6 separate regions of the Mus musculus genome follow, and all the other regions are linked to region 1. Evidence: chromatin loops called from intact Hi-C (ENCODE). Cell type or tissue: heart. All regions are shown on one strand. Region 1 has its middle 65 kb from the start of Gm39920. Region 2 has its middle 47 kb from the start of Sema6d. Region 3 has its middle 98 kb from the start of Sema6d. Region 4 overlaps Gm39920 (a long non-coding RNA gene). Region 5 overlaps Gm34484 (a long non-coding RNA gene). Region 6 has its middle 43 kb from the start of Slc24a5.

Region 1 (5,000 bases):
GCAGATCTGCCTTTCTGTGCCTCCTCAGACCTGGGCTTATAGCTGCACACCCTCACCCTGGCTTTACAGCAGTGCTGGGCATGCAAACCCAGATCCGTATTCTTGCAGAGCAGGTACTACACCTGCTGAGCCATCTCCCCAGGCTCACCTGTCTTTTCATAAACTGTTTATAAGAAAGATCCTTTTTCAAGACGGTAAAGGTGGTATTATAAAGATAAGGGGAAAAATTGCAAAGCAAACATGGTTCAATAGTGTCTGTCCCAGGGAAATCCAAGAGGTGAAGAGCTGGTACAGATTTAAAGCACACATATTAATTAAAAAAGTAACACATGCTGATTGCTGAAAGTGATGACGTCTCACACACACACACACACACACATGAGACAGACAGAATCACTTACATCTGCATTATGCCCCCCCCCAAATAGAAATACCACTTTTATTTTAGATTTTGCTAGGTTTTCCTTCTAAAAATTATTTTCCTAAGGATACATTCTTTTGCCTAGATGAAATAGCATTTCTTGATGGCATGTGCAACTTATTAATCCATTTAAAAGCACATATTACTAAACATTCCTATATCTTTGTTCGGCCATATAAAATTCTTCAATCAGATAATGACTTCATTTATTCCAGGATGGCAGTCTCTTGAACATCTAATTTATTTCCTGTGTTGGAAGATAAACTCCTTAGTGCACAAATCTTTATCCAAAATTCAAATTATTTTCCTTAGGCTAGATTCCTGAAAGTATATAAACTGAGCCGAAGAATTGTGACACTTTTCAGATTCTTGATGTATTTTGACAAATTACTTTTGCAAAAGACGGTACCAATTTGCACTCCCACCCGCAGAGGATTGAGTAAGACCATTTTCAAAGTCTTTGCTAATTGGATAAGTTAGAAATAGCATTCAATTTTGGCTTTACTTTGTATTATTTTCTTTCCACTAAACTTAAAAGACTTCTCATCTTATCAGCTAGTTGGAAAACAAGATCTTTTAAAAAGAAAATCATGTGCAAATTGAGAATCTTGTTAGGGCGTCCACTATTTTGCAAAGGTTGATGCTAGCTGCAACGTAAGATGGAAGTTGTCTGAACAAAAATGCAAACTATTAAGTGAAGCCCCTCCCAATGGGCCACATTAGCATATGTGCTCATGGTATCACAGCGTATTTGGAAGAGAGCTGAGATGATGTGCCCAGGCATCCTACTAGAATCGGGCCTGGAGGAGGCATAAGAAAGCATTTCCATAGGAAGACATGAGGAACTAGGAAAAGTGAGTCTGGAGGTACAAAGAGGTGATGTAAGTGTTGGGTACCACACTTACTTTAGTCCTACATGGTTACACTGGAGTCAGGCTGTATGGGTCCTAACTCAGCAGCTCGGTATTCACATGCTCACCCATCTTTCAGGCCATTAAGAAGATAGAAAAGCTGACTCCTCACTGTCCAGGCAAGTAAATGGAAGGCTAGCTAGAAAGGATGTGGGAAGGAAGAGAGAGCTTTCATCCTGGAGGTTGGTGAAAGCCTCTCACTGGCTGAGAATCAACAATTCCAGTACAGTTAACAAAATCTACTATGAAGGTTGCTGATCTAGAGACAATAGTCATTTTTAAATTAAAAAAATATTATTTTTAAAAATTATACTTATGGATTTTTGCTTGCAAATTTAAGTGGCACGTTCTTGCAGACGTCAGAAGAGAGTGTCCCATACCCTGGAACTGGTGTTTCAGACTGTTGTGAGGTTGATGGGAACTGAACCTGGGACTTTTGGAAAAGCAACCAGTGCTCAATAGTCCCTTTCTACTGCTTTCCTCCCAAATAACATTGATTCAAATAAGAATGTTAAACTACCGATGTTCCATATTTAAGGCATAACTCACATGCCCTTGCTACTTTCCAAGCTACAAACTCGCACTTTTCTATCAATCTCAAAAGAGCCTCTCCCTCTAAAGAAAAAACAAACAAGAAATCAAAAAATAAAACCCACCAAAGTACACATTTCTTTGTCTCCTGTGCAACCCTTGGTGACCCATGTGGCCTTTTCATACTGCCATCCTGTCCATGGTACCTTCAGAGCCACCCTATGATGTCATTTACCAACAAGAGGAAAAGGTGTGTGTGTGTGTGTGTGTGTGTGTGTGTGTGTGTGTGTGTGTGAGTGTGGGGTGTGTGTAAGGTATCCTAAGAAACCGTGTGAAGAATATAAACAGAAATCCTATGTGAAGCTACTGTGGATGCATCTGAGAAGTGCAAACCCACACCTTCGGAGCATACTGCCCTTCCCCAGAGCCTCTCTCTTAACTCTGTGCTTAGATTTGCATAAAGATCATCACCCCTCCTACTCTGCTTCTTCCAAGCTTACCCCAAGTTTCTTTTTCTGTGGAGAATTCAAGAATTCCAGCTTCACTTGAGTGGAGGTCTCTGAGAAGTGCTCTAGCTGCTGCAGGGCACACTGTGAAGCTGGGTATCCAGCCTCTACCCACTGCCACAGACACAAACAACCTACCCACGGGTAGCCCTTTGTCAAAGCAGGTGGCGTCTCCTATGAGTGCACACACACCCTTGAGAGCACTTGTGCAGATAAATAGCAGGCATCCTGGGCATCAGGTGGAGCATCCGTCTTTCCCCAGGAATTCTGTGATCACCCTTCACATCTGTGGGTACTAAACACAGCAGCTCAGTCTCTTTCTTAGACGCCCTAAGGTATAAGTCACATCTTAGGCTCTATTTTCCTGGTTACAAGTATCCAGAGATTGCTATGGAGGAGGCTACAGTTATGCCAGAAAGCTTGACCAAAGCAGTGGCTTCTTTGCAATGCCCCAAGGCTTGAAACGAGGGTGCCCTCCAATGGTTATATCAGTTTCCCCTTGGCATAGGTCCATGTGTCTCTGACTAACATGCTTACAGCACTGACTAAGCTGGGAATGCGCACTGAAACATTCTTATTTTACATAATCAAAAGGGCAGAGGTACTTCCTTCTCCTTTTATGCCCCACCCTTCCCTTTCCTGTCCTTCCTTCCTGGGATATCCCTATCCCTTCCTTTTCTGAACAATTCAGAAAACCTTGGGAGAGGGCAGCCTGCCAGAGGAGGCGGGAGGTGAGGGATGTGTGAGTCAGCCACAGGATGTGGGGTGCCTCCTGGGATGTTGAGCAGACAAGGAAACATTTTAAGATAATGGGAGTCAGGCTTCTCATTGTCAGGGAAGGGAAGTACAAATGTGAAAAGAGAGAAAATTAGGTAGGTAGATACATAGCTGGGTAGATAGAGGATAGATCTCATTAGACAGATCCCCCAGGGTGACTGGTGTTAGTCATGCATTCTGGTCCCAACAATCAGATCTCTTGGAAGAGACACAGGTGGGCACATGCCTTTGGGACTTGAGATTTTGGAAAGACTCCGACACTTGGAGGCAGGACTAACAGAGATATGACCTTGCGTCTATTTCTGCTTCCCTGTGCCTTCAATCAACCTCTGCCCCATGTAGACCGTGGCTCACACAGGCTCCCCACTCTAGGGTTTGATTTCTTTCTTTGTGACAAGGACTGAGCTATAGGTCATACAGCCTCAAGACAAAGAACAGACTGCACCCCAAAGTCACCAAGGATGGGGCACTTCAGCTCCAAGAGTTGTCCCTACCACAGGCCACATGGGGGATCTGCCTCTCTGACCTCAGTGTTTCTATACATTCCAGTTATCTATCTGTCTATCTATCTGTCTATCTATCTGTCTGTCTATCTATCTATCTATCTATCTATCTATCTATCTATCTATCTATCTATCTACTGTCTGTCTGTCTGTCTGTCTGTCTGTCTATCTATCTACTATCTGTCTGTCTGTCTGTCTGTCTGTCTATCTATCTATCTATCTACTATCTGTCTGTCTGTCTGTCTATCTATCTGTCTGTCTGTCTGTCTTCTTTCTATCTATCTATCTACTATCTATCTATCTATCTATCTATCCGTCTGTTTATCTATCTATCTATCTGTCTGTCTGTCTATCTATCTACTATCTATCTGTCTGTCTGTCTGTCTGTCTGTCTGTCTGTCTGTCTATCTGTCTATCTGTCTATCTGTCTATCTGTCTGTCTGTCTGTCTGTCTATCTATCTATCTATCTACTATCTATCTATCTGTCTATCTGTCTATCTGTCTATCTGTCTATCTGTCTATCTGTCTGTCTGTCTGTCTGTCTGTCTGTCTGTATCTATCTATCTATCTATCTATCTATCTATCTATCTATCTATCTACTATCTATCTATCTATCTATCTATCTATCTACTATCTATCTATCTATCTATCTACTATCTATCTATCTATCTATCTATCTACTATCTATCTATCTACTATCTATCTATCTATCTATCTACCTACCTACCTACCTACCTATCTACCTATCTATCATCTATCTATCTACTATCTATCTATCTATCTATCTATCTATCTATCTATCTACCTACCTATCTACCTATCATCTATCTATCTACTATCTATCTATCTATCTATCTATCTATCTACCTATCTATCATCTATCTATCATTTATCTATTGATATAATATATCCTATACATAGACAGTCTGGGAGCAATAATAGCCCAATAGCAAGAAGGATATTCATCCCTTGATAACTATATGTTGCTATTATTCAAAATAAACCAGTGAGAAATCCCAGAGATGAGGCAAAATAAAACACAGATAATTCTGAAGCAATCACTTGTATTAGAAAGTAAAGATATATCCAATAAACAAGGTATATGATTGGGAACAAGCCAAAAAGACACAAATTAATCTGAGGGGCTCCCACTGACTGATTCTTGGACAATATATCAAAACAGTTATAATAACAAACTAGGAGCCACAGACTAAAACAGATGACCACGCTGAGATCAATACACAAATGAATAAGTTAATGGAAAATTTATCAAATTTCAAAATATCTCCCTAAAAATACTTATGTAAAGCAAATAAAGACAACTATGGCAGAGAAGGTGGTAGTCACCAG
Region 2 (5,000 bases), 250 kb after region 1:
GATTCCTGAATCCACCCCCCACAAACACCCCCAGTCAACATCTCACGTTGTAGCTCAGGCTAGCCTGGAGCTTATTTAGCCCAGGCTGGCTTCAAACTTGAGGCAGTCCTTCTGCTGAAGCAGAAGAGACTCTGGAGCATTGAGATTACTAAGAGTGAGTTACAACATTCAGTATAAATTGGGTTCCTGCACATGTGGGCAGCCTTAGAGGAAAAGATACCCAGAGATTACAGTTTTACCCAGACCGAGTCTTTAAATCCGGGAATAAAAGGAATGATGGTCTGGTGGGTTGCTGGAGAATATGCTGATGGGTCCTTTGAAACCATGAATTACATGTTTTCACTTTAAATATCAGCCTGGACCTCAGAGTCATCCTTCTGTTTGCTCTGTCGGAGGCCGAGAGGCCAGAGCATGACATGGGTAGAAAGGTCAAAGATTACTCTTGAGGATTTACCATGTCTGTGTTGTGTGTGAGAGGGGGAAGGGTGGGAGTTGGGGGGTGTTGAGAGGAAAATGACACTCTTCATTTAGTCTTTAGTAGAAAAGCATCCAAGGAAAGCACTCAGGCGGCTGTCACTGCAGTGGTTCTGATTCCCATCATTTCTGTCCACTTCATACCATTCAGCTCTTTAATCCTGTTAACTTCTGCCAATTCCCGTTCTCCCACCCACTCTGCACTCTAGGCACTAACATTGGCTCACACTCTGCCCCTCACTGGAGCACACTCTCCTGATGTTCCTGCTTTCTCTGGTATCCTATAAAGTGGTTCAGCTTCATTTCTGATTTCTTGATTGAACAACAAGTTGTCTAGGTGTCAGAGTACCCTCAGCCCACAAACCCTCTGTATGGGCCGGAATGACTGTCTTCTCTGTTATGAAATGTTATTTAATTTATCTTGCTTAGGATGTCTCCCAACTGGACACTTGTTAATGGGCCAGGGTTCTCCTCTTCCTTTCCTGGACAGGCCTGGTGCCCAGCACTGGGGGGCACACTCAGTAAATACTTGTGGAACAGGTGTGGCGCCAGAGCCTGCAACATTCTCATACTCTCTTCTGGGCCAGATAAGAAAGGCGTGTTACTGCTATATTCGATAGCCCTCCATAGTAATGCATGCTAGGCACCGACTTTGTGCCCCAAGGTCTTAAAGTCCCACTGAGGATGTTTGTTCAGTCGGGTGAGGCAGGAATTGGATAGACACACTTTTCACCCCCCTCCCCCAAAGGCTGACTCTACCTGGCTAACAAATACACTTTGGTATTCTCTGTGTGGTTTTCCCATCAATGATAAGTAATAACTCATTTCCAATTGAATTGTAAGTATAAAAGGGAATCTAAAATCTACAGAAAATCTCTGCGTGTGATTCTCAGTAAAATGTATCAATTATCAAATAGTGCAGTTTCTTAACCATTAAACGACTAGCTATTAAACCGTTAAACCTATGAAACAAATACCATGCTTAACATCTGCCAAGCTGTTCTAAGCATTTCAAAAATATTAGTGTGCATCAATTCTATGAGGGAAATACTATTATTAACACCATGTTAAAGGTGAGGAAACCTACAAAATAACAACAACAACAACAACAAAGAAGCAGAAGAAAGAAATGTAGGTGATTTAGTTAATGTCGCACATGTAATTAGGTTTTGTGTGCTCCATCTTATTTAGTGGGGTCTGAATAGCAACCGCTAAGAATGAAGTGTTTGGAGTTTATACAGTTTGCATTCAAATCCAGCCACTTCCCAGTAGATTTGCGATTTGGATAATTTATTTAACCACAGTGGGCTTCAGTCTCCTTATTTGCAAAACAAGCATGCTAATAAAACTTTAAATGGCTTCTGTGGCTGACTGGAAGGTATAATACAGGTGACATGTTTAACCTCTTGCCAGGAGTACAGCAGGCATGGAATAAACACTAGACAATACTTTTCTAGATATCACAAAGGCAATGCAATCCTGGGATGCTACAGAACTGGATCAGAAACTCAATTCAGACTCACAGGAAATGTGAGGCTCAGGACTCAATGGGTGTGTTATAGATTTTTGTTCAGTTCTATCTCTACTCCTGTCTGCATGGGTTATGTCTTTTAATTCAGATATTCATACTATTATTCAATTGATGGGAACAATGTTTTGCATGAATTTTCACAAATAACATAGTGTAGGATGTAGATTTTCATGGTTTAAAATATATCAGAATTCCAAAGAGAGAGGCAGTTTCTCTGATGACTTCAGTTTGGAATGCACGCACCCTATTCCTTACACTCACACATTATAGAAAGTGTTTTTGTGGCAAGGGACTGCTTTCAAAACTAATCTAAGCTCTCCATGCCATAATAAATCATTAATAATACAGACCCACGTCTCTGCATCTGCATAGACACAGCTGGCCTCCTTGTGTCAAGAGTTTGCATATGAAAGTGACTCTGCCAAGATATTTCATTTTAATGAAAAATATTTATCATGGTAAATCTTAAGCCTCAAGACTTTACTGACATAATTCATTTCTATTGCTGTTTTATGCTAGTGTGGCAATAGCCATGCCCATATTTGGAATGATAAAAATTTACTTTTTTAAAAAAAATACTTATTTTGATTACTATTCTACCTTAGCATGAATAATTTCTGCCACTTGCTCTGTGTAAAGAAAATGCACCGTGCATTTTTGGAAACAAACCAATCACTTTACTTTTACTAATGCTTTCACAGGAGCCACTGCATGGACACTGGAGGCTTTCAAATACTATTTTTCCCCACAGCTTTTAATATTGCTAGGTCTTTTTGAAGACAGACAAAAGATGAGCATTAAGCATCCTTTTATCTGTACATTATATACATCCTATCATCCACACAACTGTCTGAGTCACTTGTAAGCTATAAGGAATAAGATTTATTTAAACCCATGCAAATCTATAGTAAAATAAACCCCACTGTTTAAGCTGCAAATGTCTGTGTTACTGGTTAGGGTGATAGGATAGTGTTTCTCTGATCATTTCAACATCACCAAATTCTCTCTCTATAGAAGTGTCCAGCCATTAGAGGCACAAAATGTGACTTGTTGCCAGAAGCCACTAGAGCCACCTACTGGCTAAAAACACAACACAAAACAAATAAACAAAACAGAATGGGATTCTGGGTAATTTATATCTTTCCAAATACATGTTTTGCTTTTTCTGTTTGTTTTTCAGTCAGGGTGCGAAATAGACAGTTTCCTAACATCAGATGTATGGAGTTATTACAAATTACACAGCTAAAATATGAGGGAGGGAAGGCATTCCGAATGGGGGACAGGAAGAAATTGATACTCTGCTATAAAAATCAATAGTAAGCCTTATTAGTGTTCAGCTGTAATAATAGGCTTGTCCAAAAATCCCAAAGCCCAGTTAAATGCTGATGCAGCAGCAAGAACGATCAACTCACTTGCTAACAGGCATTTAAACCTGTGCCTTGGGTATCTGCTGCTGAGTTAGAGGTGATGACACAAAGGAGCGACCAATCTGCACTACCTTCACTAAACAGTTACAGGGCCAGCTTGCCCGCTCCCACTAATCTGTTACAGGGCTTTCAGGAATGGTTCTTAAGAGCCTCAAAAGACACACAGCTTGTCTAAACCTTGGTACCATAAACCAATCTCCCCAGTTTCCTTGACCCCAAGATACCTATGGTCTTTGAACCTACAGCTGGTAGGTTCAACAACAAAACCACTTCAGACCTGAATATTTTTTTTTATTTTTTTATCACAAACTTTCTTGTCAGGTTGATCGCAACTACCAAACTCCATTTAAACAATATGGATCCATTTCATTATTGTGTTGGCAGCTGTTGCAACTTATGTTTTTGAGAGAAACATAAAAGGGGGTCCTTAAAGAAAACCCCATGGACATTTTGCTTTTCTGTTACAAAGCTAAAACAAACAAACAAACAAACAAACCAAAAACCCTGGCTGAGAGCTTTCCCAGACATGTCCAGAGGGATGGCCAGGAAGTTCTTATCCATTTCACTGCTGACCTGTTACACCAACAATTCACTTTTCCAGTCTTATCACATACGAGTGGGTCTCCAGAGAGTGTGTGCACATTTGTGCAGTTTCCTCTGCATTCCTGTTTTTAAAAAACCCTTATGAGTTCTTTTACTATATTAAAGTCTTTGGAATTGTGTTCATAAACTACTCCAATATGCTCTGCATTTCTGGGTCATAATTACAAAATAAACAGATTCATTTCTCATCACAAGTTTTAATTAAGAATTCCAGTTACACAATTATTTTCTAATGAATAATACCTACTTAGTACCAAACCAAGGCACACTATTAAACATGTTGACTCAAAAAGTATATTTTCTTTTTTTTTTATTGGGTATTTATTTCATTTACATTTCCAATGCTATCCCAAAAGTATATTTTCTAAAGACAGTTCCCGTGGATCTGTTTCTCATTTGTAAGCCATCAACCTTGGAAACTGTCATATTAAAACAAAAGGAGAAGTCTTATTTTCTACATCAATTAGGTGGAGATTAGAGAGGTAAGGGTAGATTATGATTTCTGGAAATATATTTATTTGGCAAGAAGTGCTAATCAGCCATGATTTCAGCTCCTTGTAACTATCGAGCTGGTTGAATCCTGTTTTTTAGTTTTGGTTAGACTATTGGTTTAGGCTACTCTCTAATCAAGAATTAGCTGGGCCTTTACTTGTGTAAGATGACCACAGGGTACCTTGTTTTAAAGCATGGCCCCAGACTGGGCTCCTGGTCCTTAAAAGATAGCTGCTTTCCAATCTAGTGCGGAAACAATCAGCTTGGTTTTGATTTATGTGCCAGCATTTATGCTAAAGAGTAAAACAATAGGAATAAGAAAGTCATCTATTTTTTCATCCACAGGTAAAAGACCAGCCTGTGGAAGAAAGATGTATCTTTAGAAACTGCAGGTGAGCTAAATTAACCCATTCATATGAAACCACCAGGGACACAAACATGCCCAGAGTCCGCAGTCCTCTGGGTAGAGTGAC
Region 3 (5,000 bases), 300 kb after region 1:
GGAATTCACTTATGTGCGAAGGGACAGGTGGGATCATCCTGGGGACGGATACGGGTGCCAGGAGTCCTGACTAGAAGTCATGGAAGATGGCAGCGGATGACTACTGATTGCCAAGGGATACTTGGCAGCTGACAGGAGAAGCATGGAGGATTGTTTGTCACTTAGCCATGCACTATGTCAATGAACAGCTCACCAGCATGTGTCCTATGCTAGCACTGTGTCAGGAACTCAGGACCCAGAGAAAAACAAATGCAGTCTTGCCCCAGGAGCTTATGGCTGGATATGAAGATAGAAACTTGTGAGCAGCTCCCTGTAAGTGCTACAGAGAGGAAGACAAAGGCGTAGGTGTGAGAAATGTTAGAGGTGTTGAAGATGAGATGAACATTTCACTGCCTGGAAGCAAAGAGTGCCAAGAAGGTTTCCAAAAAGTGGTTCCTCCAAAGTGTCTGAGCTGAACTGCTCAGATAAGCTTCCTGCCAGACCAGGGTAGGGGCTCAATAGTAACACCAAAGTAATAACCATGAGGGAATCTCTGGGAGATATTTTTAACACCAGCTTTTCTATGTTGGATTGTTTAAAAATTATGGAGAACAATAGAAGAAGTATAAGGTGAGAATCCAACAGTCATTTCTTTCTGCCAGCAGTGCCAGGGCTGAGCATGGTGTGTGGCTCTGGAGAAGGGATCAAGACAGCATTCATGGTGGCACAAAGAGCAGTTGATGTCAGACCTGCAAGAACAGCATCCATAGTAGGGAGATCCTCCGATGTAGTGGTGATGTCTACAGACAAAGCTGAACTGGGCCGGAAGAGGACCCATTTAGAAGGCCAAGGATCTCTGACTTTAAAGTGTGAGAAGTAACACTTCTCAACTGGCAGAGCATCACTAGAGGGTTAAAGTGACCCTTCAGCCTCCTGGGCTGTAAGTAGAGCACAGAAAGAACGGGATGACATGTGGCTTTTATCTCATTGATTTTGTAATTTCTGTGGTGTATGAAGCCAGAGCAGGCAGCAAGGAGCAGTCTACAGCCCATCTATTACCCAGCTCTTTACACTCCAGGCTTTGCAGTTTTGTGTACATTATAAACTGCCGGGTGGAAATTAGCTGGCAAGTCCAGGTTGGAACAGGCCAGACATTTTGTGTGGCTTAACATTTTTCACTGTTATATCTACGCGCTGTTCATAGTACAACAAAGTGCAAACTGACCCAAGTTATCTGAAAGCTCTTAACACGATGTAGAACTTTAGACTGTGGTTGTAACAGTTCACTCCAGCCACAAGGCACATGAGGAGAGATATATAAAGTCAGTGGGGTTCAGTCCTGAGATAAGAGATGCCCCATGGCTGGATTACAGGAGGAATCATTTTTCAAGGCAGTTTTAAAGACAATTTTACTGTGTTGAGAAAAATCTTACAGAATAGACATATTTATTATTATTATTATTATTATTATTATTATTATTATTTTAAGGGAAGGATCACTGCAGAGAATGAGCTTCTTGGAAGAGAAGTGGCTGATTTTGGAGCCAATCTAGGTGTAGCCTAGCACTTTGGAAATTCCCTTAAGGTAGAGGTTATTAACATCTAAAACATTCCCAGGAAGCCTCCTGGATGCTACAGGCTGCATGTCTTCATCCCTCAAATTGACTTGTTGAATCGTAATACTCACAGGGTAGAATATGGAGATGGGGCCTTTAGAAGACATTGAGTTATGGTAGGGACACCCCTCACTGAAAGGGATTAGTGATCCTATCAAAGGTCCCCAGAGAAGCCCCTCAGACCTTCTGAGAAATACCAAGAGCATGGCCATCTGTGAACTAAGAGCTGCTCCTTCACTAGTCCCCAACAACCCAGCTCTGAATTCTGGAATTCCATGTTCCAGATCTGTGACATTGTTGTTGAGACATTAACATTGTTGATAAGCCCTCCAGTGTATGGAGCGTTGTTACTGTCACCCAAGTGGGCTGAGGCCTCTTTGTGCAATGCTATAGGGATATGAACATATAGCCCAACACAGGCTTCACCACCATGTAATTGAACACCGTTTGCAAAATTGTTCCATGTGATCATTTACTGTTTCAGAAATTCAAGTCCTTGTTTCAGTTGTCCATGCCTTACAACTGACCAGCCTACAGTTTGGTGGCATTTTCATATGCTCACATATTCTGTGGCTCTGGCATTTGAATAGGGCTTGACACCAGTAGTTTTTGTGTTCCATAATTCCAAGTGCTTCAACTGGAGAGACACGAAGCCTGGGCGTGACAGGAATCCTCTGGCTGCCTCTTTATCCCCTTGTCAGATATAGGAGTTAAGAGGATTCCAAGGCTCAACTTAGATCAGGCTTCTGACTGGATCTCCTGGGAACAACTCACACATGTGGCTTAGGCTAGCTCCCAGGATGGCTGTCCCTCAGGGTGATTGAGCTTGTCTCTGTTGTAGTCTGTTTAGGATGGCATAAAACCATAGAAGAGATATGAGAATGGTGACAAACTTGGAGAGCAATTTTCTTTCAAACACTGAAAGTGTATTAATATGTAGACGCTTCACTTGCTGCTTGTGTGATGAGCACAAAGTCTGGATGGAAAAAAGTATGGAGGATCACTTCTTGGACTTTTGGCTAAGACCAAGTGTGAAGAAATATGGAAGAAAAAGAAGAGGTTTGGGAAATTCTCATACCAGTCATGGAAGGAGTAGCCGAGTTTAATTCAGCACCATTCTCTGCACACTGAGTGGCGCATGCGTATATTGCCATTGCATATCCCTGCACTTCCTACACAGTTCCCATTCTGAAGAGATGCCATCAAGCCTAGAGGACTTGCTCCATTCAGAAGCATTTTGTACGCTGCATCCCTCCCGATTCTTTTAAACAGAAATGAAGGACAAGCCAACTGAGCACAAGGTTATCCCTTCAATGCCACAGGGATGCTCTCAGTCAGGCTGTTCCTAAATATAATACCCCAATGGATTACTTCCCAGAGGCTTTCATAGGATGCTGGCCTCATCATGGCACACAGACTTGTCTGGGCCCAACTTCCTGAAGCAGGAAGGCCGTTCTATTTTTTGTTTCCTCTCACAGCAGCAAGGAAGCAAACACTGCTGGAGCAGGAAGTCTGAACAGGAATTTGTTGACAAAAGCAATTTTTGTAGATTTAAGGAAAAGGTGTCTTGTAAATTTCCTCTAACAGCTGGCTGACCATTTCAAGAGACACATACAGGATGTGTGACCTCTAATGCTGTGGGAACATTCAGGATGGGTAAGCACTCATACCCTAAAGCACCTTTTAGGATAGCAATATTTGTGGCCTAAGAATTGAGACAAGGGGTGGGGTCTACAGATAGAAAGAAATCTGGCACTCTGGGTTGGTTCTGGACACACTGTATTATTGAGTCACTGTGCACTCTGGCTTGGCTCTGGATATACTGGGCTGTATTGTTGAGCCAGTGTTCAGCTTTTCTAGGTTAATGTGTGCAAGTCTCTTTTTTTAAAGGAACATGAGCCCAGAGAGATGGAGATAGTGGTTAAGAGAGCTTGTTGCTCTTACAGAGAAATAAAACCACCTTTAGCTTACAACCACCTATTACTCCAGCTCCAGGCGATCCAATGCCATCCTCTGTCTGACACGAGGATAAGGCAGGTAGATGGTGCACGTGCATGCAGACACAAACCACTTGTGCACATAAAATAAAAATATGTCCTTAAGGGAAAAGAGACAAAAGGAATTTCCCAGCCCAAGTCTGCTCATGGGCAGCTTTTCCTGTTCTTCTGTCTGACTGCAGTTTTGGCTTCCTAAGGAGTTCAAAGGAACAACAGAAAAGAAAACAGACGCACAACTGAAGAGAGGAAAGGGAAGAAACAAAGCGGCCAGCTGAGCAGAAAGTGTGGGAACACAGCAACTCTGAGGCCCTAAGAGCCCAGGATAGCTCTAAAGCTGCGGGAACAGACAATCGATTTCCCCCTTCCTCCTCAGAGCAGCAATCTCCACTTACAGAGACACATGAAATAATAAGCCTCCCCCAGTCAACAGGAGCATGCATCAGGTACGTCTGACAAAGGAAGACATTGTTAGGATGTGGAGAGTGTTTCTGAAAGATGAGACAGAAGGGCTCCCAGGTAACACCAGCTGATAGCTGCCTACTCTCCTTACCACTGTCAAAGCTGGGAAATAAAGAAAACCCTTTATGACAATTGCAGCCAGAGTTGTGTAGCATCCATGCTCTCTGAGGTCACTCATGAAGCCTACACAACCTTTCAGATGGATGCCCAACTAAGGGAAATATATAAGAAACATCACAAAGAATTGATGGATGGGTTCAACTCAGAAGATGCTGTAGAGAGCGAGCCTGGGTGCTCAGTAGCAGGTTGCTTGGTTCAGGCCTGGGGAGCAGACAATCATTCCAGACCAGTGGGGCTCAAGTGAGGAGGATGGAAGAATTTCACAGGGTGCATAGTAGGGAGGCAGAAGGCAGGACCAAGGAGGCATGGCAACCATTCTCAAATGCACATACCCACTCACAGATACAAGCACATATACATATTTAAAACTAACTTTGAAAGTCTTTAGGAAAGAAAATCGTCCTATGAAAAAGCATTGCTATCTTGAATGTTTCCTGACATATAGTTGGAGCCTGCAAAACATTCTATAAACACATGCATTACCCCTCTAGAGCTCAGTAGTTATTTAGGTAAAGAATCTTCTCAAATAAATCTGTATAATAGATTTTCCCTCTAGGCATATGTATGAGTTTCTAGGGGATAGAACCCAGGGCCTTGAACATGCTCTACCACCAAGCCACACATCTAGCCCAGAGGACTAGGTATAGCTCAGGTCAGTTTTGAACTTGTGATCCTTCTGACTCTTCCTTGAGAGTAGCAACAAGTCAGGCTGTCTCTGCAGGTTTGAACACATCATTGTCACCTTACTACTTTGAAGCAAGTGACATAGTTTTATATGCATGTGTATAAATATGGAAGGTGAATAGGAATCACCATAAGGACTTGATGC
Region 4 (5,000 bases), 120 kb after region 1:
GAGGGAGGGAGGGAGGGAGAGAGAGAGAGAGAGAGAGAGAGAGAGAGAGAGAGAGAGAGAGAGAGAAAGGAAGAAAGGAAGGAAGGAAGGAAGGAAGGAAGGAAAAGAGAAGAAAGAGAGAGAAAAAGAAAGAAGGAAGAAGGAAAGAAGTTTGAAGTAGATCAAATAGGTCTTTGGAAGGGAGTAAATGCATGCATATAGACAAGGGAATCAGGCCACAGCAGGCTTTCATTAGATGGACTTCATAGGTCTGGTTAGTCACTGGCTCGTTTAATCTATTGTGGCTACACAGTAAAGTAGATGGCTTCTAAACAGCAGACACTCATTTCTGATAGATGGATTATGGAGCCAGTTTCAAGGCAGATTCTGTGGTGGGGAATAGCTCAGTTCCTAGTTCGCAGGCTGCCATCTTCTTACCCAGTGGTCACATGGTAGGACAATGGGGCTCTGTGGACACCAATATTGTTCATGAGGGCTTATTCTTCATCACTTAACACGCTCTAAAGGCCTCTTGTTATTATTCCACTGAGCTGGCATGATTTCTGTGTGGGTTTAGGTTGAGCATAAATAGTTAGGTGAGGACCCATGCAGTTAGCGCAGCACAGAGTCCTGGTGTTTGTCATTCTGGGCTTTGGTCTGTGGACAGCATTATAAAAAGAAACACTTCAGTGCTTAGAAACCTGAAACTAGTAGTATGGTGTGTGTGTGTGTGTGTGTGTGTGTGTGTGTGTGTGTCTGTCTGTCTGTCTGTCTGTCTGTCTGTCTGCCTGTCTATGGAAAGTAAAAGAAATTATACTGGTTTGTTGTGGTCAAGTTGGAACAAACTACAGTCATTTTGGAAAAGGAAACTAATTGAGAAGATATCCTCATTAGATTTCCTATAAGAAGGTCTAGGGGATATTGCTTTTATTAGTGATGATGTGGGAGATCCAGGTCACTGTGGTGAGCTGTCACCCCTGGGTGGTATAAGCATACTCGGTGCAAGTCAGTATAGAGCATTACTCTTTGATCTCTACAGGAGTTCCTGCCCAGGTTCCTGCTTGAGTTCCAGCCCTCCTTGAACTTCAGCATCCTTTAGTGATGGGCTGTGATTCTGACAAATAAGGCGAATAAACCCTTTCCTCCCCACGTTGTTTTTGGTCATGGACTGTTCTATCACAATAGAAAGCAAACCAGACAAGTAACTCTGTAGGGCTTAAGCTGAGTTTGAGGTAACTTCAGATAGAATTTTTGGAATAGTGCTCTCTTGAACTTGGAAGATGACAGATCTCTGTGTGGAAAACATCCCTTCTGTGATTGGCTTCAGTTGAGGAGTTCTAGACCTATCTAGCCCTAAAACTCTCTGAGTAGATTACTAAACAAGACCCAAACAAACAAACAACCACTAAGTCCTTAAAAGAGACATGATCCTGTCATTCCCTCCTCCCTCTCCCCTCCATGCACAATTCAGCAAATACATTCTTTTTCCTAGGCCACTGGTTGTCAGCCTGTGGGTCTCCACCCCTTTTGGGGGTCAGAACAATCTTTTCACGTGACTATCAGGTATCCTGCATATCAGACTTTTACATTTTAATTCATAGCTGTAGCAAAATTACAGTTTTGATGTTGCAATGAAAATAATTTTATGGTTGGGGTCCCCACAACATAAGGAATTATAGGGTCACAGCATCAGGAAGGTTAAGAACAACTGGTCTAGACTTAAATGGTGCACCCATTCCAGGACCCTGCGCCATCTCTGTTTATGTAGACACTGACTGGAAGACCGAAAAGGGAGTCTAGGTGTCCAGGCTCAGTGTCCAAATTGCAAATGGGAAGTCTTATAATTCAAATGGAGGTTCCCTTATGTCACTCCCCAGAGCTCTTATCAAGCCCCATAATAGTGAAATGAAAAAAGTCACTGAGTCAGGAAATAATCCAGGGCAGTAAAGTGGATTTCATTAGGGACCTAAGGCATCAGATGCTAATAAAGTAATGAGCAGCAGGGAGATTAGTATTATTTTCTCTGTGGCCATTTGGAGAGAATGGTGTGTGACAGAGGACTGCATGTCAGGAACTCTGAGCATTTTTCTTACTCTCTGCAGCTTGTTTATATAAGAAGCTCTGTTTGCGCGATAGCCAGTGGAAATGATTATATTGCTGGGAAGTGGATATCATCACAAGAACTTTCTGAATAGGAGCATCTCACTTTAACTTGGCTTTAAAATTCTCAGCAACATTGTACCCTACAAGAACTGCCCTCTTCCAAAGAATAACAGAGAGCCTTTACTTTCTGAGACATGGCGTTGCTTGACTGTTTTCAATCCTGAGCATATTCTACCTTCCCTGGTGTCTCAGACATATGCCTTTTCCCATTTTAATCTCCACTTGTTTCAAGCTAATATTGAATATCCTCCAGAAAGAGGAAAGACCCTGGGGGCTGTTATTTTGACAAGCTATTCCGGATAGGAGCCCCTCTCTTTCCCTGACATTCATTTCTTGTTTCTTTTGGGTAATTAAACACAGAAAAGGTCACTTAGCATTCTGGCAATAACAGGACGTGGGGAGGGGAGCAACGGCAAACAATACGAGGAAGGCAGCACTATTTTTATTTTTCTTCCCGTTTCTCTGGTTATTTCTTGATTATTCGTATGCTATCTGCTTCCTCTAAGACTCTCAAGGCAGTGTAATTTGAAAGCACCCCGGAAACACCTGCCTGTTACTAAGTTTAATTTCTTGGCAAAGCACCATTGCCACACCAACATGAAAATTCGATTTGAGTGCTTCTAAGTTTCAGTGGAATGGAAACTTCGTCTCGCCTACAGCAGCTGTACTCGCTCGTATCTGTTCTCTATTCCAACATTCACTCTGGCTAGCCCCAGGGAGGCGTTTCCCATAATGCCTTGCTGGGATTCCCAGCTAAAACGGTGGTCTATCTGATGCTGCTCCTTTCCATTTCAGTGAGAAACATCTATTTCCTCCACGTGGTCTCCTCTTCCCTTAAGTGACTCGGGTTTGGTGTTAGGATACTGTCAGGTTTGTGGGAGAAAGAAAGACAAGAGCAGCCCCTTCAGCCTCAGCTCAGGGTTGGCACATCAGCCCTTCAACTCCATCCTTGTAGTTTCAAAGTTTAGGGAACTGGTTTATAACCCTTGTCACAATTCCCTGGGAGGGAAAGAGAGGAGAGAGTGAGGGAGCTGTGTGCTATCCGTCTGCTCCAAAGCTTTGGGTCACGTGGCTTGAAGAAGGTTTCAACTCTGGTTTATTTCTGTTGGTTTTGAAAGCTATTTCAAAAAGGGTTTATTGACAAATTTATTTTATCTCAATTTTTGACTCCCTCACAGTCAAGAGCTGCTTCTCACTTACTGTTTGGGCCTCCGGTTGCTCAAGCACACTTGCCATATTGTAAAATAGAAGCATCCTAACCCCAAGGCAGAGACATAAAAATAGTATTTTAGGTCAGGCCAGACCTCACGAGATGATCTCTCCAGTTACCTAGGTTGGCAGGACCCTCCACAGGAGTACATGCAACAAACCCCTAGGGCTTGTTGCAGTTCCTTACCCTTCAGCCTTCATATTCTAACTTCTTATCAGAGAACAGACATCTTCCCCTTTCTCCTTTGCTTTCCCTGCCTGCCTTCCCTCACTGAACGGCAACTTCACACTTCCCTGGTAACAAAGGTGACTCTGTCTGTCCTAGTCCTAGAATCCAGAGGCACACAAGGAGATGGCTTCCACCTTAGAGTGGTCTTCTGATCCAGGAGTTTCCAGAAGAATTCTGGCACAGTAGGGGGCATGGTGGCTGCTTGATGTGCTTTCTTGCTTTGCCTTCATCAACCCCCCTAAGGCCTTCAGACATGTTGAATCCCTCTGCCTATCATGCCTGCTCCATCTGTCTGGTGGAGCTATGTTTTGGGACAGCAAAGGCCATCCAGTGAAGGGCAGATTGCTCTGGGGAGGAGAGATATGAAGCCAGCTCTTCATAGAGTTGCTGGTATTGAGAGCTCTCCACTCTGCAGAGTGGAGTTCAGTTCATACTTCAGGTTTGTAATGAATCTCGCTCCCACCATGACCTTTCCTGGCGATATTTGAAGCTTTGGTTTGCAGAACTCTGTATGGAAGCCTTTTTATAATCAGGATACATCTCCGTGGTTCTCTTGATTTGGTTTAATTCTTCAGTCACAAAGCTGAGAAAAAAGAGGCTGTCTTTAGTTCCCTGGAAATTTTTTTTTTTTCAGAAAGTCACACATAGTCCAATTCCGGTCCTCTCTCTGTAGCTTTCATATAATATCTAGCTCTGTCAGCAGTGCAGTGCTTTGCACACTCACCTGGAGCATTGTGACTTTGGGATGATCTAATAGGTCATTCCTCCTGGGCATTCCTTCTTCTCTTTGACGATTTCTCCATCCACAGAGATAACTTGACTGGGGTCCTGCCAAGCCGACGACTGTTCAAGGTGTCTGCTCTCCGTAACTTTCAGGTATCCTTCTTCACAGAATCCCAGTCACCCTTGAAACTTACCTTCTTGTCAGAAAAGAAAAGGCATTTTGTCTCCATTACTTTCCAAAGGGTAATCTCTTACTCTAATGCCAGTTTTATTTTGATTTTTTTCCTTTTTAATCAGGATTAGTTTGAGATTCTTGAGTCAGGTCTTTCTTAAGACTGTCTAGAAATGGTTATTAGATCTGAAAATTTATAAATACAATGTGTTTATATTTTTAGATTATAGAAACCAAAACTCTACACTACTTTGAACAAAATGCAGAATGTATTGATTCATATAAGCCAGGTATAAGTTAGATACAAGAATTTGACATATATCATATATTACATATAATTCATATATAATTTATACACAAATATAACATGTATATGTGAATAAATATATATGTTACACATGTATATTTATATGTGTGTGTGTGTGTGTGTGTGTGTGTGCTGTAAGTGTATTGTGTGTATTGTGTGCGTGTGTGTGTGTGTGTGTGTGTAGTAAAGTTGGAAGCTATTTCACTGTTTTCAGTCAC
Region 5 (5,000 bases), 150 kb after region 1:
ACATCACCATTGGGCTATAAAATCTTTAGAGCGATTACTTTAAATTATTGAGTGGCTTTCCCCCATGAACTGAAGAAAATTATGACATGGGATGTGACAAATGTTAGCCTTATTTCTGTGTTCACTTATTGCTAAGTTAATTACTCTGTTTAGTAACGAGAATGTGCAAACCAGCTTGTGTAGGTTGGGAGTGCCAGATCCATGGATCCATACTTGAACCATGCTTGGAGCATGCCTGACAGGAACTGCTGTAGGAGGACTGCTGTGGTGCCTCCACGACAGAGAGCACCTCTTACTGAGTCCAGAGCAACAGAGCCTTGTGAAAAGGAGAAGACAGGGTTGAGTGGATAAATCTCTGGCTCCCAGAATGAGAACCATTTCCTTCGTGGGTTCTTCTTTCAGTGGAGTGGGCTTCAGCCCAGACCAGAACTAAAATATTCTCTTTTCCTCATGCTTATGCTCCTCATATCTAAGATTTTGAGGATATCTAAAGTACTGGTCTTTCTGTCTTAGATGAAAGTTCCTTTCCTGGGCTTCAGACATCTCTGCTCACCTACCAGTCAGATATTAAAAGTAACAGCTTTATTGAGGCAAAACAAGCACATGATGAGCTTCACACATTTGAAGAGTAAAATTTCTTACGTCTGACAGCTGCTTCAAGCTGAAAAGCTGTCACGAGAATTGAGGAATGTACTTCTCAGAACAGGGTCCCCTCTGCTGTCCTTCTCTTCCCTCATAGTCCCAGGAGAACCGATCTCCTTTTGCTGTAGGACATTTTTTCATGTGCTGCACGTAGCATCATTGGTAAGACGCATTCCAGTCAGGATTCAGAGGCTCACTTCCTTTTATTCTCGAACAGCATGCTGTCGGAGTTATATTACAGCTGCCTTGTGCAGTCAGTCACTGATGTTCTTTATAGTTTGTGGCTACTATGAACAAAACTACTATGAAGTTGCTTCATTTCTTACCCATAAATACCCAGATGTAGAATGTCTAACGTAGAAGAGAAAGAAAAGGAAAGAATGTAAAATTGTTTCTAAAGGTTTGTACCTTGGCTTTGTGATCTTTCAGATAAGGCCAAGTACAGAAGACATGTGCCTACAAGCGCCACTGCATCTTTGCCGAATACTAAGACTACCCACATTGCCTTCAGCCTAATTACATTTATAGAATTGTGACAATTACCCTGAGCAGCTCAGACTCCTGCTCTCTGCTCTCCTCTTCCGTATCCTGCCTCAGTGCCATTCTTCAAGACCCTACTTGAGTCTCTGACATCTGTCCACACTTCTTTCCACCCAAAGAAACATAGGCATCCTACAGACTTGGCCACTCCCTCCATAGTACTGGGTCCATGTGCTATATATAATTCATGCACCTGAAAGGTACCTTGTCCTACCTAGGAAAGGAAAACAGAATGAAAGGAAAGCAGAAACACCCATGATATCACCGTGTACATTGGGATTCACAACAAGCTTGAATGTTTCCCTTCCTTGAGGAACAGCGAGTTAAGCCCCAGTCCAAGTTGAAACAGAAAACAAACTTCACTTTCAAATAGCTCTCTTTCCTTCGGTGAGTCTCCCTTCACGACAGGACCAATCACAGTGAAATACAGCATTCATATTTCTGAGCAATAAGCCAAAAGAGGGCACTAGCAAGAGATGCCTACAAATTTCCATTCCTTTCAAGTTTCATGCTTACAATTTAAAAACTTCGAGCCCAGGGGAGAAAGGAACTCTAAGGTTTCTCAGCCTTTTAGGGAAAGAAGCAGGCCTGTTTTGGAGATGCCCCTGGGACTGCTACAAAAGCCTCCTAACTGGAGGACTCTGTGCTCCCACTAAACCCTGGGGCTGAACCAGCCCCTGGAGGAGCAGAAGAAAGGAGATCGTCTTACAGGGCAATTCCAGTGTGCTCCGTTTCCTTTGCTAAGTTGTGCATCTGCAGAAGGTACTATTTTAACTGTTTCTGGACTTCAGCAAATAAAATCATAGCTACGAAACACACTCATCACAGACCTTAGCCAATGAGCAAGGACAAAATTGTGAAGGGAGAGTTATTGCACATTGTTGTTGTTGTTCTTAATCTCTCTCTCTCTCTCTCTCTCTCTCTCTCTGTGTGTGTGTGTGTGTGTGTGTGAGTGTGTGTGTGTATTTAAGAGTGCAGGGCACAGCATATATGCAAAGTCAGAAAGACAGTTCTCTCCCTCTATCTACTGTATGGCTTCCAAAGACACAGTCAAAGTTGTCAGACTTGGTGGCAAGAGCTTTTACCTGCTGAGCCATCTCCTTGGCCCACAGAGAGATTTTTACACCCAATTTCAGTGGCTTATATTAGTTGAGTACCCCACTCCATACTTCACAAGTAATTGGTCTCATATCTCTATTAGATTTCAGTCTTGTGCTCTGCATTTTTTAGAAAGACGTTGAAAAGTCACCTGACATTTCTAAGGAGAGAGGGCTCCGATTTTAGGAGGTGGGCCTCTAAAGTCTGCATGAACTGAAAACCAGCTGTTCAATCAGGAAAGCTGTCTGACTCTGGCAGCTACAAGATCTATCCTGTGACTACTCTTTTTAAGACAGAGAAGAAAGGGGGCTGGGCCAGGAAGGTTGGGATGAAAAGCAGGGTTTCCTGAGGAAACTCAGCTTGGGCCTCTGCAGTCACTGATGTTGCTTTTCCTCTTCGAATGCTAACGCTGAGTCTGCAACCCACTGGCTCTCCTTACCCCATTACATCAGCAGGCATTGTCTTCCCCTGAGCAAGCTCTAAAGTGTTGTATCAGACATGCTTGGGGCAACAGTGGTGGGAGATGAAGGAGGAAATGATTTCACTTTCAGCCTCAGAAGGGGGATTCCCAAGACATGGTGGGTAGACAGCCCGTAAGATATCAGAGATCTGATCTTAGATGCGTGCACACTTACACCCTTCCCCACAGTTAGGGTACCCAGATGTGACAGGTTGGGGATGGTGATATGCTTTTTGGCAAGCTCGCTGTGAATATGGGTTGGCTAGTGAGTGTGAAACCCTCAGTGTGGACGTGATCTTTGCCATGTTTATGCCTGGCCTTCAGAAGGACTGGTTATGCTACCATATAAGAAGCCTAATAACTATTTCCCAGGTAAAAGTGCAGGGTAGGGAAGAGGACCCTGCTGAGACCAGTCTTCAAGCCATCTCTGCTACTCTGCTTTAAAATGTTGTCTCCAGGTCATGCTGCTGTTTTAAAGCTTGTGGAGCCCCGTTAGCATGTGACTTACCTGGCAGGACTTCCGCCCTTAGGGGCACTTCCACTCTGTTTCCTCTGTTGGCTCAAGCTCTGCTTCCTGATCCACTAAGATGTGAGCAAGCCAAATTGCACTCCTGGCCATCATAGACAGGAGTCTCTCCCACTGTCCTGAACACCACCATGCCTTCCTATCATGAAACTGAGAGCCCAGATAAACCCTTCCTCCCGCTAGCTACTTCTGCTAAATATTTTGTCGTGGGGAAATGAATGAGTCTGCCAGGGTGCAGTCATTTGTTATCTTCAGCCCAGCCACCATCTAAATTACCACCAAGAGATCCCATTCCACTCCATAGTCAACTACTGACCCACAGAAAGGAAATCAATTCTTGGCCTGTAGGTAATGGTTGTTTCTCAGCTTGTCAAGTTTTTGGGTGTTTCTTGGAGAGAAGAGAGAAGCCACCCCTTGGAGCCGTGGGTAAGGACAACTTCTATAGGACTGTCTATATCTTATATGGCTTTTCAAGACCTCAGTCCTGTTCTTTTTTTTTTTTTTTTGTACATAAACTTTATTTAAAACTTTATTAAAAACTTGCAAATAAATAAAACTAAAGCTAGGTAATGATAAGTAATAAGGTAGAAATAAAGCTCGTTGTTTTTCTAGCTCCAATTCTGTCATAGGCTTTCTTGGTTTTGGTGGTGGGTAAGTTCACTACATATATTAAATACTGAAAGCATACAAATTTAATATAACATTTCAGAGCTTCTGTTCTGAATGTTGATTCTAAATATATTGAAGTTCATTCACTAAGATGTATAGACTTGAAGTCTGATTAATTTTGGTGAGTGATTTTTTTTTTTATTAGTCAGTCCTGTTCCTTATCCACACACTTCAGTGGGCATCTATGACTTATATGCAGACATGTAGTACCCTGGGCATGTGCCTCCCACCGGAGCATTTGAACTTGTAGAGGAGCATGGTAGTTTGAATATGCTTGGTACAGGGAATGGCGCTATTAGGAAGTGTGGCCTTGCTGTAGTAAATGTGGCCTTGTAGGGAGGAAGTGTGTCACTATGGGGGTGGACTTTGAGACTCTCCTCCTAGCCATGTAGGAGCCAGTCTGCTCCTAGTGGCCATCAGCTCCTCCATCCCCACATCTGCCTGGACACTGCCACCTTCCTGCCTTGATGAGAATGGACTGAACTGTTGAACCTGTAAGCCAGCCCCAGTTAAATGCTATACTTTTTAAGAGCGGCCTTGGTCACAGTATCTTTTCACAGCAATGGACACCCTAAGACATGGAGCTTTAAGCATGTCTTTAGTGCTCATGATTATTTTCATGGGACGGGGGTCAACTCAAAGTAAGAGAGCCCTTCCTTCCACCCACCAGGAACACACTGTTGTACAGCAACCTTTTCAAGTTGTGACTGTGGTGATTTTAAAGTTAAAATGTGATTGGGTGGTGAGGAGTCCACTGGAGACAAGAAGCAAAGTATTGGGAGATTGCTCCTCTCCGGAGGAAGGGAGGCTCAAGGTCAGCAAGAATTCCGGTGCCAGGGGCACTTTCATCCTTCCGTGTCCTCTCTCTTAATCATTCTGCTTCTCCTCCCCATGCTCATGTTCTCAACACCACGCTGCCTGCCTTTTAAGACACCGATTCACGGCTCCCAATTATTAGTCTGCCTCGGAGCCATTTTCCCCTGCGTTTTCTCTTTCTTTTGCCCAGCTAAAATTAGCACTGCTAGCCGGGACCTGTAGTTAACCCAGCACACAGCTCCAGCTCTG
Region 6 (5,000 bases), 170 kb before region 1:
TGAGGGCATTGCTAGGTCCTCCTGAGCTGCCCATCCTAGCTGCAAGTCAACCTGCTCTCACCTTATATTTATTTATTTGTCAGAGGACAACTTCTTTGCAGGAATCCATTTTCTTCCTCTGTCTTGTGCATCCATTGTCCTCAGACTTGATGACCAGTGCCTTTATCAGGTGATCCATCTCACTGGCCTCTGCTCTCACATTTGACATCATTCTTTTGCCACAGAAATTTGGGGTAACCTCTTTAACAATGGTGACAATCTCAAAGCTCTCCCTTTGATACAATACAGCCTACATTAGACAGAAATTAGCTTACATTTTCTACCCCAGAAAAAAGTATCTTCTTTGTTCTTAAAATAAGCACATATTTTAAAATGGAAAACCTCAGACCTGGCTAACATATGTGTACATGTTTGTGATATGCATGTAAAAGATAAAAGAAAAAAAATTATTTGAGTAGAATTCTCAGGCAAAGAATGTACATGTGCCAAAAGTTGGCATGTGTTATCAAAATGATCTTTGGAAAGACTCATAATTTATTCAATGAAATTGACTGAGACACCAGTATGTGCTGGGTCTCTGTGGAGTCTGGTGTGCTACTGAAGAAAGAGTCACAGTGTTGTTGAGAGGAGTTGTAGAGAGGAGTTGACTCAATTGAAAGTTCACGGATGGCTTTCTAAAGGAAGAGGAATTAAAGGGAAGGCCGTAGTAATGAGGGAGAGAGAAGCGCTGTGTCGGGGCCTTACATAAACACAGCTGCACAGGAAGTGAAGAGAGCTCGCTTGGAAATGCGCGTGGGGGTGGGGGCTGAGAAGGTTGGGAGGATGGACAGAGACCCAGCCACAGGTCGGCTTAGAGGTAATGACAGGGATCCCACTCTATTCTTCTTCACAGGAAGAAGGGGTGTAAGCAGGATCTGAAGATCACCTTCATATCTCGAAAGGATAATTCTGGCCGAGTAGCGAGAACTGAGTAACAGAAGCAAGATGGAAGACAGGCTGATAAGCTAGGAGGTTGGTCAGAATCCAAGCAGCAAGTGAGATAGCTTAAGCTAATCAGAGTTACAGACGGCGTGGTCAAGGCACGAGCACAGAGAGCACATAAGCTTGTGATTTTTCTTAATAAAAGCATATATACTATATTTCTTTATGCTTTTTCCCAACTCAGAGTCTGTGTATAGGTCTATGACATATAGTATACATAATGGAATATATATTATATATATAATTTATAGTATTATATGTAATATTCCCTCTTTTGGTAATGATTGCGGTTGAGCACTTTTTCTGTACTTCACTGACTATTTTCATTTTTACTTATTTCTTCTGAATTACCTGCTTACCCTTCGGCCATTTTCTTACTGAGGTGTGTATTCTCTTTCTTTCCAGCATGTAGTCCAGGTCTGCATGCTTCATTTTCATTATCATGTGCTTGCTGTCTCCGCTGATTGATGAGAACGTCTCAAGTTTTATTTATTATTTGATTAAATATGCAAATAAATTCTTATCATGTTGATAATAGAGAGAGCTTAATAAGAACCCAAGTGCAACATCAAGGCAAAGTTAAACCAACTTAATATACCTAACGGATAACTGACAGCCAACGGTGTGTATGATATATGTTGTCTAATTCAGTGTGTGTGTATGTGTATGTGTGTATGTACCATAGCCAAATAAGACAGTGTTTATCTTCATTATTTCTGGTTTGGTATGATACTTAAAACCTTTCCCTCATCTGAAAGTTATAGTAAGTTATCCTGCATTACTTTTACAACCATATTATTTTCAGGTTATATCAAAGAACATTCGAACCAGACTTCTCGATCCTCTGTACCCCCAGCTTTACCAGATGGACAATAAAAAATAGCACTGAGATACTGCTTAGGATATAAAACCAGCAATGTGAAATTGGCCCTGCGTCAGCTTCTGCTACTCTCAATGGCTTTGACTTTGCAGCTAATATGGATACAGATCAAGGTCTTCCCTAGGTTAACAGACGATTTCTCCATAGATGGACCAAGGGGATACCAGATCATAAGTCTTCTGCAGGCAGAAAGCACGTCTATTTAGTTTTTTTGGTACCTATGTGGCTGGGCCTCATGAAGAGCTTCAGCACAGCACGATTCATGCATTGCTCCCATGCGAACAGCACAAATTCTCACCCCAGTGGGGAGGCCTGGCGTTCCTTGGTGGTATGAGGCAGTTAGGGAGAGTAAGCTTTCTCCCAGCAGCCAGATAGTGTGGCAAGCACAATGACATGGTAGAGAAGTATTTCTATTGCTTTCCTTTCCTCCAAACTCTCTGCAAAGGGAATCAAAAGCCCAAACAACAATGCCCAACCCCTCCCTGAGAAATACCAATAACGGGGATGGTATTTTTCTTCAAATCTCCCTTAAGGGTTTGCATTTATCTTGGCTGCATCCTTGATTTTTTTTTTCAGAGATTTATTTATTATATGTAAGTACACCGTAGCCGTCTTCAGACACACCAGAAGAGGGTGTCAGATCTTATTATAGATGGTTGTAAGCTACCATGTGGTTGCTGGGAATTGAACTCAGGACCTCTGGAAGAGCAGTCGGTGCTCTTAACCACTGAGCCATGTCTCCAGCTCTGCATCCTTGCTGTTTTATCATGGATTTCTGCATATAACACAGTCAGTCGGTGCTAGTGGCCTCCATGGACCGGGTGGAAAGCCCCAGCTGATACCTCCCCATGCACTACTTAGATGGAACTACAATTTCCCTTTCCAATTCCCGTTTAGCCTTTCTGTGCTGGTGGCTTTCAGCTGGACACAAACCTTCAGCTTCTTTGTGGATGTTTATCTCCTCTCTGAGCAAAAGGACACAGGGGACTGGGATGCTTGTACAACACTGGACAAAGTCCATTTGAAGAGTTTTGGTTGCAAGGAGCAGGGTGGGTTGACCCTCAGTTTCCTAATCTGAGAACAGCAGAGAAAAGAGCTGCAGATGTTTGGGTAGAGCAAGCGGTCCAGATGTCCACTAGGTGCTCCCACAGTTTGTCATAAGAGGACGTAATTTTCCAGCTGTCGAGCTGCTTCAGGCTTCTGGTCTCTCTTGGGCTGTTGACAGGAAGATTCCTCGAGCATCCTGGACAACAAAAAGGCAGACTTTGTCCTGATTTTCTTGCCACAGTAAAGTTCTCAGAATGTAGGTTCTTCGCTGTTTTGAAAGTCTGGTTGATGGCTCCCTGGTATCTCTTCAAATGCTTCAGTCTGTGAGTTACAGCTTCGCTGACCTCTCTGCAGGGTGGGACAACGGCAGACAACATCTGTGGTCCACAGTAAAGAGGCAGCAGATCAAAGCTGCAGCTGGGTAATGGCTCCGTGGTGTTGGTGTGGCTATCTTGAGGGTGATAATAAAAGGGAGAGAGAAAGTGAAATGAGGAAAAAAATATCCCAAATTCCCAAACAAAGGCAGATGTTTTTTCTTAGCGTGAAAGTTATCAGTTCAGAAATTTGACAGAATAATAGCAAAATGAATACTTCACTGGATTAGAACAAATCAAAAGACATTTTATTGAGAAATTGACCCCTCAAAGAAATAAACCCCAAATCCTCTCTATTCTGAAGGTTCTTGCTTTCTCCCCCCCCTCCCCTCCCATCCCTTTCCTCTCCCCTCCCCTCTTTTCTCTTTCCTTTCTTCCATTTAAAAATGGCTCTTCAATATAAACCTATAACTTTCCCACAGGCTCAGGGTGGGCTGGCCCACAGATGTGGTGGATGGAACCCCATCTTGGGACTTTTAGAAACTCTACCCATTGGCTTACCTGGCTGCAGCAGAGCCCTAGGTGAGTGAGTCTAGTGAGTTGACCATGTAAGGGGGGAATGATTCCCTGTGACTGCAGGGCAGTGCAGAGGGCCCTGAGACTTGTGAGCACAGGTTTCTCTTCTCGCTGGGCTCTTCACTCAGGTATGTCTGTGGGAAAATAACTTTGTTATTTACTGTCTTCCTCATTCAGACTTCGAAGTCATACTTGGCATTGCTGGGTATAGTTATGTTGGTTAAATGGCCACTCTGAGACATGGAGGACTTTAAATATAGCCCGTGCTGTCTTTGCTAAGACTTTGCTTGTCCAAAGGGGTGACTTTTTGAATTAGGCATTCTTTTAAAATGGGACAGAAGTGAGATGTTGGAAGCTGAAAGCTAAAGGATGCCACTAAGGTTACAGTAGATCAAGGCTGGCTTAAGTCAAAAGAAGGCTGCTAAGTCTTCCGCTAGTTCTGCTAGAGTCGATATGGAACAGTTTAGAAGGTGCTCGCTCAGCGGTGGGGAGAGGGAGCCAGGCAGGAGTCTACAGAGCACAGGGAGCACTCCTCCTCTCAATGTCAAGGCCACTTGGTGTTTGGATAGCCTTGGTTCCAATATAAAGGTGCAAAGCAATCAGATGGAGAGCTGCATCCCTGACCCATCCCCATCCCACCGCCCCTTAGATGCAGGCTGAAGACAGATGCTGAGTGTTGGCTGAAGTACACAGAGGATAGGACTATGGGGATGTGGGAGCCGGCAGGCTTCGAGAAGGTGGAGATAAGAGTCAAAAAGAGACCAAAATAGACTCAAAGTCTCTGTTTTTAGGTAATGAGTAGCTGCAATGTATTTACTTTTATGTTGTCTGGAGTTTGCCCTGTACAGTGTCTATTCTCCATAATAAAGTGATTTCTTGTGCTTGCCTATGTCGGAGGCATAGTCTTTTCATTTGTGTGAAGACTCTCAGCGTGGAAAAATGCATCATGGGACTGACGAGGGGAAGTGAACGCTACGGTGGTGTTCAAAGTGAGTAAAAATAAATGAGTAACATAGGAGAGGAAGGGAGCCTTTCTATTGGGAATTCCCTAGTTCAGTTTCCTGAGCCAGGATTATGAACTACATAGCAAGAGTAGGAGGTAGCATGTGCTTTTGGAAAAGGCACCAGGGGATGAGTCTAAGAAGAACTGATTAGATTATAGACTGGGAAGAGCTCCTAGCTCAGTGGCTCTCAACCTTCCT

What was found. Peaks named below come from ENCODE experiments on the same cell type or tissue, not always from the same donor. Only the 100,000 strongest peaks of a DNase experiment are listed, where the experiment ranks them.
Region 2: a loop joins it to region 1, with 4 times the contacts of the local background. A loop is called at or near these places in 6 of 42 quality-filtered maps.
Region 3: it touches region 1 in a loop (12-fold over the local background); 3 of 42 quality-filtered maps call a loop at or near these places.
Region 4: it touches region 1 in a loop (7-fold over the local background); 2 of 42 quality-filtered maps call a loop at or near these places.
Region 5: it touches region 1 in a loop (1.9-fold over the local background); 3 of 42 quality-filtered maps call a loop at or near these places.
Region 6: it touches region 1 in a loop (1.9-fold over the local background); 2 of 42 quality-filtered maps call a loop at or near these places.

Annotation. Positions count from the first base shown.
Region 1 is chr2:124,856,696-124,861,695 of GRCm38, reverse strand. No RefSeq gene overlaps it. Among named protein-coding and RNA genes, the nearest start is that of Gm39920, 65 kb to the right of the region's middle. In heart, a CTCF peak has its summit at 2,842; a DNase peak (open chromatin) is centred at 3,065; H3K27ac peaks cover 555 bases.
Region 2 is chr2:124,603,597-124,608,596 of GRCm38, reverse strand. It overlaps a transcript of Sema6d not described here. Among named protein-coding and RNA genes, the nearest start is that of Sema6d, 47 kb to the left of the region's middle. In heart, a CTCF peak has its summit at 3,080 (motif pointing left); no DNase peak of the experiment used is centred here; H3K27ac peaks cover 471 bases.
Region 3 is chr2:124,553,309-124,558,308 of GRCm38, reverse strand. It overlaps a transcript of Sema6d not described here. Among named protein-coding and RNA genes, the nearest start is that of Sema6d, 98 kb to the left of the region's middle. In heart, no CTCF peak of the experiment used is centred here; DNase peaks (open chromatin) are centred at 3,018 and 3,358; H3K27ac peaks cover 976 bases.
Region 4 is chr2:124,738,778-124,743,777 of GRCm38, reverse strand. All of the region lies in intron 2 of Gm39920 (a long non-coding RNA gene), which reads left to right. Among named protein-coding and RNA genes, the nearest start is that of Gm34484, 20 kb to the right of the region's middle. In heart, no CTCF peak of the experiment used is centred here; a DNase peak (open chromatin) is centred at 2,767; H3K27ac peaks cover 1,997 bases.
Region 5 is chr2:124,702,850-124,707,849 of GRCm38, reverse strand. Gm34484 (a long non-coding RNA gene) reads left to right here. Exons shown (of 5, transcript XR_003953897.1): 5 at 1,072-2,000. Among named protein-coding and RNA genes, the nearest start is that of Gm34484, 16 kb to the left of the region's middle. In heart, no CTCF peak of the experiment used is centred here; a DNase peak (open chromatin) is centred at 2,679; H3K27ac peaks cover 1,475 bases.
Region 6 is chr2:125,022,568-125,027,567 of GRCm38, reverse strand. No RefSeq gene overlaps it. Among named protein-coding and RNA genes, the nearest start is that of Slc24a5, 43 kb to the left of the region's middle. In heart, a CTCF peak has its summit at 2,981; a DNase peak (open chromatin) is centred at 2,917; H3K4me3 peaks cover 407 bases.